Linked DNA regions of Homo sapiens: region 1 is linked to region 2. Evidence: chromatin contacts called from ENCODE Hi-C or POLR2A ChIA-PET data. All regions are on one chromosome and are shown on one strand. The core of a region is the stretch at or near the end of the contact, and the rest is flanking DNA. Distances in the headings are between cores, read along the strand shown.

Evidence for each region. Hi-C counts contacts between places; a loop is a spot of excess contacts on that map. ChIA-PET counts read pairs that join two places held with the same protein, here RNA polymerase II (POLR2A). Pooled maps may share reads with other maps.
Region 1: a map of CD4-positive, alpha-beta T cell shows a loop between it and region 2 (8-fold over the local background). The contact joins the promoter of PCSK6-AS1 here to the promoter of SELENOS in region 2. A Hi-C loop is called at or near these places in 1 of 168 maps with a recorded cell type or tissue (CD4-positive, alpha-beta T cell) and 6 of 50 pooled maps. POLR2A ChIA-PET finds 5 or more read pairs at or near these places in 2 of 52 experiments (activated T-cell and activated naive CD4-positive, alpha-beta T cell).

What each region holds. Positions count from the first base shown.
Region 1 is chr15:101,332,259-101,337,902 of GRCh38, reverse strand. PCSK6-AS1 (PCSK6 antisense RNA 1) reads right to left here and starts at 3,466. Exons shown (of 3, transcript NR_132373.1): 1 at 3,390-3,466; 2 at 966-1,125; 3 at 472-876. All of the region lies in intron 13 of PCSK6 (proprotein convertase subtilisin/kexin type 6), which reads left to right. RefSeq lists a silencer at 3,689-3,748.
Region 2 is chr15:101,275,654-101,281,367 of GRCh38, reverse strand. It overlaps SELENOS (selenoprotein S), which reads left to right and starts at 3,883. Exons shown (of 6, transcript NM_018445.6): 1 at 3,883-4,026; 2 at 4,693-4,827. The coding sequence starts at 3,951. RefSeq lists a silencer at 3,678-4,007.

The sequences.
Region 1 (5,644 bases), core at 2,217-4,716, 57 kb before region 2:
TCTGTCATAACCTATCATAAGAGGTTGTTAAACAAATGGTCACGTTCACAGGGTGAAGTATTTTGCTGTAAAAAAAAATGTTTTAACAGATTCATTCATTCAGCAAACATTTATTGAGTACCTACTGTGTGCCCAAAAGTTGCTACACACTGAAGCTAATGCACCAAACAAGAGAGACATGTTCCCTGCCCCCGTGATGCCTCTAGGCTGAAGGAAGAGAAAACAGTGAACAAGAAAATAAATAACGTCGAATGCGATTAACATGATATAATGCTAAGTGGAAAAAGAAAGAGAAAACAGGGTGCTGTGTGTTTTCAACTATGCAAGAAATACACATGCATAGGAAAGAGCCCAGGAGGAAATATGCCAAAAGAGTTATAGGTGATTTATTTTTATTTTTCTTTAAATATCTCAACATTTAATAATTTTTATTCTAACTAGGGAAAAAGTAATTTTAAAAAAGAATCACTCTTCAAATTTATGCCATACACTTTATGCCATAGGTATGGAATTCTCATTTTTACGTCTTCCAAAGGCAGGAAAACCAAAGTGACTCCCTTGGTTGAGAAAGTGAAAAAAGCATTTAAGTACTAGAAAGGGGAGATAGGCCAGGTGCAGTGGCTCATGCCTGTAATCCCAGCACTTTGGGAGGCACGCGGATCACAAGGTCAAGAGACCAAGACCATCCTGGCAAACATTCTGAAACCCCATCTCTACTAAAAATACAAAAATTAGCCGGGCATGGTGGCGGGCGCCTGTAGTCCCAGCTACTCAGGAGGCTGAGGCAGGAGAATGGCGTGAACCCAGGAGGCGGAGCTTGCAGTGAGCTGAGATGGTGCCACTGCACTCCAGCCGGGCAACAGAGCGAGACACCATCTAAAAAAAAAAAAAGAGAGAGAGAGATAAATGTCTCCCAGATTACCATTGTCTAAACCTAACCTTAGGTCAAGTGTCACAAATCGCACCTATTAGAAAAGGAAAGGTCTCTTTTGGAGGCACATGCAGGAAGGGGTTGCTTTGGTCCCACTGCTTCTTCCCTGCTGGCGTTTTTGGAGCTCCCAGCTCTCAGCTCCGCAGGTTGTTAGCTCAGTCAGTGCCTGGCCCCTCATAGGCTGTCATGAGTATCTTGCAGATCGAGAGAAAGAACAAAAATACAAACCATGTGTGAGCAAAACACCATTTCATTCCACTGGCCCTTGTTACAAATGCAGCTAAGATCTGCTTCTATGCATCTTAGACGTCTCATCCCTTGTTCCTAGCAAATATCTTTGGTAAATTTACAAGTTTATAAATTGCTTTTAATTTTATCAAATCAGAAATTTGTCTTGCTCTTAATTATATGAAAAGGATGCTCCGTTTCTCATATAATGAGAGAAATGCGACGTTAACCTTTCTGAGTTATCGGATTGGCAATGTAAGCCATAGCTGCAGGCTGCAAGGGAGCCCGTTCCTTTTGACGTGTGACATGTGACGTGTGACGAGTTTTACGTCTAGTAATGTAGCCTACAGGTACACATGCACACAGCTGAAATGACGTGTGCAGTAGGTTTCCCTTAATGGACAGCTCCTGCGTGCCAGTCTCTATTCTAAGTGCTTTACCATCATGAAGTCATTTAATCTCCAAAGCAACCCTGTGAGGTAGACATTCGGAGACGTTATTATTATCCCCACGTTACAAATGAGGAAACTAAGGAACAGAGATGAAGTAATTTGCTAGCAGGGGCAAAGCCAGGTTCCAGACCCTGTTGTTCCAGGGCCCTTGCTCTGCTCACCTCAAGTAGTTGCTCCCTATGTGACCAAGGATAGAGCACTATTTGTGTAGTCGTGTGCTGCAAAATGACATTTCCATCAGTAGCAGACCCCATATTCAATAGTCATTGCATAAGATTCTAATGTCGTATTTTGACTGTACCCTTTTTATGTTTAGGTGTGTTTAGGTACACAAACACTTATCATTGTGTTACAGTTGCCTACAGTATTCCATACAGCACCATCCTGCACAGGTTTGTGGCCTGGGAGCCGCAGGCTGTACCCTATAGCCTAGGTGTGGAGTAGGGGTACCATCTAGGTTTGTGTAAGCACACTCTATGGTATTCACAAAACAACAAAATCACCTGCATTTCTCAGGAGGTATCCCCATAGTTAAGCTACACATGACTATAATTGCCAAAGTTTATAAACAACCTAAACGTCCATGAGTAGGGGATTGTTTAAGTAAACAACACTACATCTCTCCTGTGCAGCCATGGAAGGATCATAAGGATACACTGTTAATGGAAAACTCAAGGTGCAGAAAGTGCTAGCAGGTGTGTTACCAAAAAGGATGGGGAAACATATGTTCATATTTGCTTGAATAAGAATAAAATGCTTCAGAAATGATACACAAGAAACGGGGAACCAACATTGCCCATGGGGAGGGAGACTTCGTCATATGCACTTTTATACTTTTGCATTTCTGAGCCATCCTTGTATATTACTTATTCAGAGACAAAAATCAAAACCCCGAGTACTACTGCTTTTTAATGGGGTTTTTTGACCATACAACCACTTTATTCATAGATTTTAAACATTAAACTTTTAAAAAGTTTTAATGTTTATATATGAACAGGTAACATATGTTGTGGTTTTAACAAAAAGTCAAACAGGCTGGGCGCGTGGCTCACACCAGTAAATCCTACACTTTGGGAGGCCAACGTGGGAGGATCGCTTGAGCTCAGGAGTTTGAGACCAGCCTGAGAAACATAGTGAAACTCTATCTCTACCAAAAATACAAAAAGTAGCCGGGCGTGGTGGTGCACACCTGTAGTCCTAGCCACTTGGGATGCTGAGGTGGGAGGATGGCTTGAGCCTGGGAAGTTGGGGCTGCAGTGAGCCATGATCGTACCACTGTACTCCAGCCTAGGCAACAGAGTGAGACCCTGTCTAAATACACACATACACACATACACACACACACACATAAAGTCAAACAGAGAGTGTAATAATAATGAAGTCTCTCTTCCATTCCAGTCCAGCCTCCTCCCATGAGGCTGCCTGTCTGCTGGGTCCCTGGGAATTCTTCCTGCTCTCTTTTTCCACACAGTGCACACCACTGACCCTGAGTGTGGAGCAGCCCCTCTTGTTTGTCCCACCAAAACTATATCTGAAAATAAAAATCCAGTTTTGGTGACCAGGCCTTTTGTGGGTGTTTTTGGAGACATCCTCTATAATTGAAATAAACTTCAACTCAAATGATAGCCTCTAGAGCCCTTGGTCCCTGTCCTACCATCATCACAACCCCAGCCAATCTCAGTGCACCACTTGGTGGTTAAAGTGCTCGGATTCCTTTGTGGTCGGAATGTGGCTGTAACTGGACCCTAAGGAGCTGAGGAGAGTCAGAGGTTCCTCACCAGGCTTGTTTTCTGCACCTGCAGTGGTGAGAACAACTTCCTGTGTCACTGCTGCAGCGGTGAGAACAACTTCCTGTGTCACTGCTGCAGCGGTGAGAACAACTTCCTGTGTCACTGCTGCAGCGGTGAGAACAACTTCCTGTGTCACTGCTGCAGCGGTGAGAACAACTTCCTGTGTCACTGCTGCAGCGGTGAGAACAACTTCCTGTGTCACTGCTGCAGCGGTGAGAACAACTTCCTGTGTCACTGCTGCAGCGGTGAGAACAACTTCCTGTGTCACTGCTGCAGCGGTGAGAACAACTTCCTGTGTCACTGCTGCAGCGGTGAGAACAACTTCCTGTGTCGCTGTCACCACACACGTAGGCTGGGTTAGGAACTGTGTCAGGGAGGGGGAGCTGCTGTGGGGCTTAATGAACCGAGCCCTGTGGAAGACCGTGTGCTAGAAATGCTATGCTGGGGATGCTGTTTCATGTAGGAGGGCCTTGCTTACCTCTTCCGGCCCTGTCCAGGCTAAGGGAGGCTTGGGCAGTACAGAATCTGACTTGGGACAGTGTGCAGGCTCCAGCCTTTTGCAACCTAGTACTTAGCCAGTTGAGGCTGTGGTTAAAATGAAACAGGGCTGCCACATGCCACATTGTGTAAATGGGTCAGTGTCGAATGCCATTTCGAATCGCACCAGTGGGGCCAGTCCCGCCTGTCTTTCACCTGCCCGCCCACCCACCCAGGATGGTGTGGATTACAGCCTATGGGCTTATGGTATGAGGATGAGCAGGAGCTCCTGTTCTGGAATTTAGAAACGCTAAGAGATTTCCAGAATTGGAACAAAAAGTAAAGTTGTACTGGCAGAGGGGCCTGCATTGCAGAAACAGTGCATAGGCAGGTATGTAAAGACAGACAGGCTGCCATTTAGAGCCAGCGGGTGGAGTAGCGAGCATGGGCAGAGGTAAGTGTTGAGAAAACACAGTCAACAGCAAAGAATCAGAGCAGTATTCTTCCTCCCCGAAACCATTCTGATTGCCAAGAAACCCCATGGCAGGAAAGGAAGAGGAAGCAGGGATTTTTCAGCCAACAGAGACATTGAGCCAGCAATGGCCCTGTCCCCAGCTTGGGTCGCAGGAGACAGTCATGAGGGCCCACTGAGGGGGTTCACAGCTGAACATGTGTGTGCATGTGTTTCCTATTGAGCCAATCCAATTAGAAACAAACATTGAAAGGCTGGGGCGTCCGGGAGCCCCGTCAGCATGAGCAGCTGTCCTTGGGCAGGTCACACTGGCCCCTGGCCCCCTCAACTATGTGGGGTGATGACCTTCTAAACAGTAACCCTGCTCTGAATTCTGGGGATGCCGTGGTTAAAAAAAAGAAGAAGAAGAAGCTTAAACCAGTGGCCAGCAGCAGAGTCGGCCTGCAGATAGGCGTTAATTAATTGCATAGATGCTCTTTGACTTACAAATTGCAAGTTGACTTATTTCGATGATATTTTCAACTTATGGTGGATTCATCCCAACATAGCCCCATCATTAAGTCTAGGAGTGTACTGAATGCATCTGGCTTCCACACCATTGTAAAGTCAAAAAATTGTAAGTCAAACTGTCATAAATTGGGGACTGTTTATAATGTGTTTTATAACATCAGGAATTCACCTGGAAATTGCTACCAGGATTTTCACTTTGCTTGATACCTGAGAACAGACAGCTGCATGGGCCATCGCTCCCTGTGGAGCTGTCGGTGGGGCGGGACCCCAGCTGCCCCCATGTTGGCTGGGAGCTCTCCCATCAGCACTGTCTTTCCTGTGTCTGTCTGTCTCTGATGTCCCCCATGGAGCCTGGTGTCTGTCTACTCATCCCCCTGCTTTCAAAGATGTTCTTCCTCCACCCAGCTTCTGCAGACATTTGGGTTTTTACCAGCACTGCTATCCCCCAGAACATCCCTCACTGTCCTGGGCTAGCTGTGGAGGAGAGAGCCCAAGACTGAGTCTTCCCATGATCTAGGATCAAGGATCCAAACAGCAGGACTCCTCCATGCAACCCAGTTATCACACTTGGATGCTGTAGGGCAAGACTCACAGCCAGGCCTGGCACCAGATTTACCCACCGGATATCCCAAGACGGGAAGGTGGCTGCTGCTAGGCATCGGGGAGGCAGCATCGAGGGAGGCTGCAGTGAGATCAGCAGGGCAGAGGACAGCCTCCAGGACAGTGGAGAGTCCAGCCCGGCTGACCTCCATCCCAGCAGGGACAGGAAGCGGAGGGCAGCTCG
Region 2 (5,714 bases), core at 2,634-5,133:
GCCGCCTTTTCCACTCCCACATAGCCCTTCTGTTAGTGCAGACTTACCTGTCGCTCCGGCTTCTGATAGGACAACTGAAATGATTCCATTTTTGAAATTGATTGGTGTGTCCCACCAAACCTGGCTATGTTTTTTGTTTTTTTCTCCCCCGCCCCCAGGCTGGTCTCCAACTCTGGCTTCAAGTGATCCTCCCGCCTTGGCCTCCCAAGGGAGTACAGGCCTGAGCCACCATACCCAGCCTTTAGTTTTATATATGTACATAGTTAACATAAAGGTCATATGGAGAGTCTACAAGAACATTTGTTGAAAGGGGCGTAAGTTACTCATATTTGAAGAACACTACTGTTTCATTGCCATCTCTCTGATCCCCCTTAGCCACGACAGTCTTAATCCCATCTTGTTGCATATACTTTTGTGAAAAGCTTGGCACTTTATCAGTTAGCTCTTGCTGCAATAATGCTGTATAACAATCCACCCGAAAACTCAGGGTTTTGTTTGTTGTTTTTTTTTTGAGACGGAGTCTTGCTCTGTCCCCCAGGCTGGAGTGCAGTGGCGCGATCTCGGCTCACTGCAAGCTCCGCCTCCTGGGTTCACAGCATTCTCCTGCCTCAGCCTCCCAAGTAGCTGGGACTACAGGCGTCCGCCATCACGCCCGGCTAATTTTTTGTATTTTTAGTAGAGATGGGGTTTCACTGTGTTAGCCAGGATGGTGTCAATCTCCTGACCTCATGATCCTCCCGCCTCGGCCGCCCAAAGTGCTGGGATTACAGGCGTGAGCCACCACGCCTGGCCAAACTCAGGGGTTTTAATCAACAACACTATTATGTAGTTGGCTCTGCTTATCACTGTAGGTCTGGATTAACTGGGGTGGCTTGGTTTCTTTACAGGTCTCAGATAAGCCAGCTCACCCGGCAAAGGCACAAGAAATAAACACTAGGAGCTTCTTAAGGCCTACCTACACTCAAAACTGACACACTTATTTCTGCCCACTTGATATTAACCAAAGCAAGCCACCTCGCCAAGTACAAAGTCAAAGGATGATGGGGAAATATACTCCTTTGACCTTGCCATAGCAAGGATATGGCTGTGAGAAGGAGTGACAAATTAGGGCCACTCTTTCAGCCTCGGCCAATCATTTAGCCTACAACAGTCAGTGATAGGTGGCAGCCCTGGTTACTGTCCACCTTTGTCCTCTTTTTGCAAATAATACCTGAGCAATTACATTGAGCAAAGTGTTTGTTGAAATACCTTTCCAGTTCTAGACAAGCCAAGCCAGGTGAGGTTATAACACCTGATTAAAGGGACAAAGGTAACAAATTCCTGGCTAGGATGAGTAACTTCTATCAATAGGACCATAAGATCAATGTGCTAGGAACTGAAAAGCCATCATCCATGCATTCAAATAATATCTATTAGATTTTAGTGGAATATATGCATTATATGTATATATGTATACAATAGTTCACAATAGTTTACAAGGATACTTTGGTTTTCTATATGCTTAGAATGTGCATTATTTTCATGAGTTAATACTGGTTTCCATTTTATATCGCAAAGTCCTGAGTGAAAAGGATTGTTGCCTTTTTTTAATGATAGAACCTAAAATGTTACAATTTATTCCATCTTTGTGATTACAGACATTACAGGATAAGGTAGCTAAACAAGGCAAATAAAGCAAACGTTCCCTTCATTTAATCAGATGCAACATTTTGGCATTTTTATACTGTGCACGTTGACTTTAATTCATTGACATGGATTGAAAGCCGGCAACAACAAATCTTTGCAATTTAGGATCTTCTTCCATAACTAAGTTTTGTGGGTTTTTTTTCTTTTCTTTTCTTTCTTTTTTAGACAGTCTTGCTCTGTCATCCAGGCTGTGGAGTGCAGTGGTACAATCTTAGCTCACTGCAACCTCTGCCTCCCAGGTTCAAGCGATTCTCCTGCCTCAGCCTCCCTAGTAGCTGGGATTACAGGCGCCCGCCATCACACCTGGCTAATTTTTGTATTTTTAGTAGAGACAGGGTTTCACCATGTTAGCCAGGCTGGTCTTGAACTCCTGACCTCAGGTGATCCATGCACCTCGGCCTCCCAAAGTGCTGGGATTACAGGCGTGAGCCACCGTGCCTGGCCAAATTTTTTTGTAGAGATGGGATCTTGCTGTGTTGCCCAGGCTGGTCTTGAACTCCTGGCCTCAAGTGATCCTCCTGCCTCAGCCTCCTAAAGTGCAATAGGATTACAGGCAAGAGCCACCACTCCTGGCCCACTGCAACATTCTTGAAGCTCTCAAGTCTTCATCTGACACCTTGTCAAGATGGGGAACTCTTGTGTTAAACCATCCTGTTAAGTTACTGTATAAAAATAAAACTGCTCCCAAGCATTGATTGAAACTGTTTTGGTATGAGTTTCCTGAGAGAAAAGTGAGGCCCTAACCATTTTTTTCCATGAACTATGACCCCAGTACGGTATACCTAATGTCCTTCACAGCCTAACAAAATAGTTGAGGCAACCCTGCTCATCCTGTCTAGTTTATCAGTATTTAGATGTAAGGCGGATTTAAAGCTAATCTGGGACTGAGAATTGCAACTAATTCCATAGAAGTCATTCAATTTAGCACATAAATGTTCCTGCAAGATGCCAGAGCAAGTGAGAAATCATCTGTAGCAAAGCAAAGAGTGGTGATGGTTCATCACCTTTTACAACGGAAAGGCAAACATGAAGAAGGAAATTCTCCCTCCTAAAATTCCTCATTAAATCGATAAGCTATCTTCACAGCCTTTATGGATAACATCCAGAGTCCTCGGTTCATCTGAGGAGTCCATTTTCAAGGTGGCCAACAGGGAAGAAGAGCTTTCAGGCTTCTCTTTGCTATGGCTCATGAATGCCAGGTCCCCTTTATTGCTTTCTGAACACACTGCTGGGAAAGCTTGATGAGGTCAGTGCTCAAATCCCTGCAGCTGTCCCCCTTGAGGAACTTCTTGGCAAACCTGCATTGAAGAAACACTGATTGCGTTCACGCTTCATGTCATGGTTTGCCTTCCCCACACTGCTCCTGGCGACAGTGGTGACGCAGCACTCGGATGTTGTCACCTATTCATTATTTTTTCAGTTCTATTCCCAATTCCCAACCCTTCTTTTGAAACACAGCTAGGTATGTGCACTTCAAATGCTCCAGAAAAACCCAAGGTCACATTTCAAATAGGATGGTTATGGTCACCATAAAGGTGGTGACGTTTGAGTGGTGGAAGAGGGTGCGGGACGGCGTTGCAGGCAGAGGAACACAGCCAGGACACTATTATAAGTAACTCTGTGATCGTGTCTTGTGGTGATACAGTATAATTCAACACAGGTTAGAGCAGTTACTATGATCGTTCTTTCCTAAAAGGCTTTGATTTTGGAGAAAGAACCTTGAGGATCGGTGGGGACTTTCTTGGCCTGAAAGGTATCACCAGCAGCAGGAGCAGGAGGCTGCTCACATTTCGTGTCTTCACTTGGGGTGGACGTTGGCTGCAACCCTCAAATGCTGGGAGTCGTCAACCAACTGAGCCCTGTTGTCCAATGTGCCCCGGGCAAGGATGTGGGTGCAAATCCTGCTTCCGGGCGACCACTGACTTCCTTGGCTTCAGTGTCCAATTAGAAAAAAAAAAGAAAGTAGAAATTCGGTAAGAAATCCGTGAACGAGGTCCGTCCTCCACCCCCGACTCAAGCCAAGAGATAGCACAGAACGTTCCCACACGCGCTGTCCCGGCCCCGGCGAGCGTAGCCGGGATTTCTCCCCCGCCACGCCCCTCGGCCACGCCCCCCTGCGTTTGGCCCAGCGACGGGGCGGGGTCGGCCTGCGATTGGCCGGGACCACGACCGCGTCCGGGCGCGCCACGTGTGCGTAGGAGCGCACCGGAAGCGCCCGGCTGGAGGCGCGGCGGCAGGGCTGGGCGGCGGCGGCGGCGGCGGTCATGGAACGCCAAGAGGAGTCTCTGTCCGCGCGGCCGGCCCTGGAGACCGAGGGGCTGCGCTTCCTGCACACCACGGGTGAGTCGTTGCGGGGCAGCCGGGCGCGCGCCGCCACTTTTGCGACGCGCAGCCATGATGGGTGGGTCGTCCGCCGCTGCACCGGGCGCCGGAGCCTGGGAGGCCTGGGAACGGTCGGGCGTTGGCGCTTACGCGGACCTTGGGCAGCAGGCCCGGACCTTGCGCGGAGGCTTCTCGGGAGCCGCACTTCCCTGGGCGGCTCGGCTGTCCCTTGTTTGCGCAAGTCTTTTTTGCGAACCAAGCCCTTCCTGTGGTAGTTACTGGGGTCACTCGGCCGTTGGCGTTTGCCTCTGGGACCCGTCCCACACAGCCCCATACACACTCCTGACTCCCCGCGCTGTCACCCCTTTCTATGTGGCTCTGAAAGGCCTTTGCCTTCCTGATTCAGATTAGTTGCTCTTCATTCTTCAAAACCCAGTTGCTGTGCCCTCCACACTCTAACTGCCCCCGACTCCCCAGATGGTTGGGAAGTCTCACTTCTCAGTGATCCCTGAATTGTCGCACTTCTTGAGTTCGTGTTTTAACGATCTACTTAGGAGGCTTTTTCCTCAGCCTAGACCATGAAGGCTTTGAGGGCAGGAGTTACACTTTGTGTTTGTTGAGTCTTATGGAAAGGTCAACTAGTAGTGTCATTTTTAGTTTTTTGAAAACTGTTTTTCTTTTCAGTGGGCTCCCTGCTGGCCACCTATGGCTGGTACATCGTCTTCAGCTGCATCCTTCTCTACGTGGTCTTTCAGAAGCTTTCCGCCCGGCTAAGAGCCTTGAGGCAGAGGCAGCTGGACCGAGCTGCGGCTGCTGTGGGTTAGTGCCTGATAACCGAAATGAAAGCGGTGGTTTTGCACCTCCTTTATATTAAGAGTTAGTCTCTTAGTAAAAGTAAGAGGGGCCACACAGGAAGACCCTGTCTCTATTTAAAAAAAAAAAAAATAGCCGGGAGTGGCGGCACGCACCTGTAGTCCCAGCTGCTCAGGAGGCTGAGGCGGGATAATCACTTGAGTCCAGGGAGTCAAAGCTGCAGTGGGCTATGCTCGGGCCACACTACACTCCAGCCTGGGCAATTGATTGAGACCTTGTCTTTAAAAAAAAAAAAAAAAAAAAAGTAGGAAGTATATGGTTCTCGGTGGGGCGCGGTGGCTCACACCTGTAATCCCAGCACTTTGGGAAGCCGAGGCAGGAGGATGACTTGAGGTCAGGGGTTCGAGAACAGCCTGGCCAACATGGTGAAACCCTGTCTCTACTAAAAATACAAATATTAGTGGGGCGTGGTGACGGGCACCTGTAATCCCAGCTATTAGGGTGGCTGAGGCAGGAGAAATCGCTTGAACCTGGGAGCTGGAGATTGCAGTGAGCTGAGATTGTGCCACTGCACTCCAGCCTGGGCAACAGAGTGAGACTGTCTTTTCTTTCTTTTTTTTTTTTTTTTCTATGAGATGGAGTCTAGCCTTGTTGCAAAGAGCGAGACTCTATGAGTAGACGTTATGAATAGAAATGAGTTCATTTCTATTCATAATGCTATTTGGAAGGATTTTTCTTTTCTGTAGAAACAAATACTTAAGAATCTTCTGCGCTAATTAAGGGATGGATAATGATTTAGAAAACTTTATATTTCCTTGGTAGTCTTCCAGGATTCTAGTCAGCCTAGAGACTGTGGGTGTCACTGAGGTATCCAAGATGTGCTCTGTGTGGCC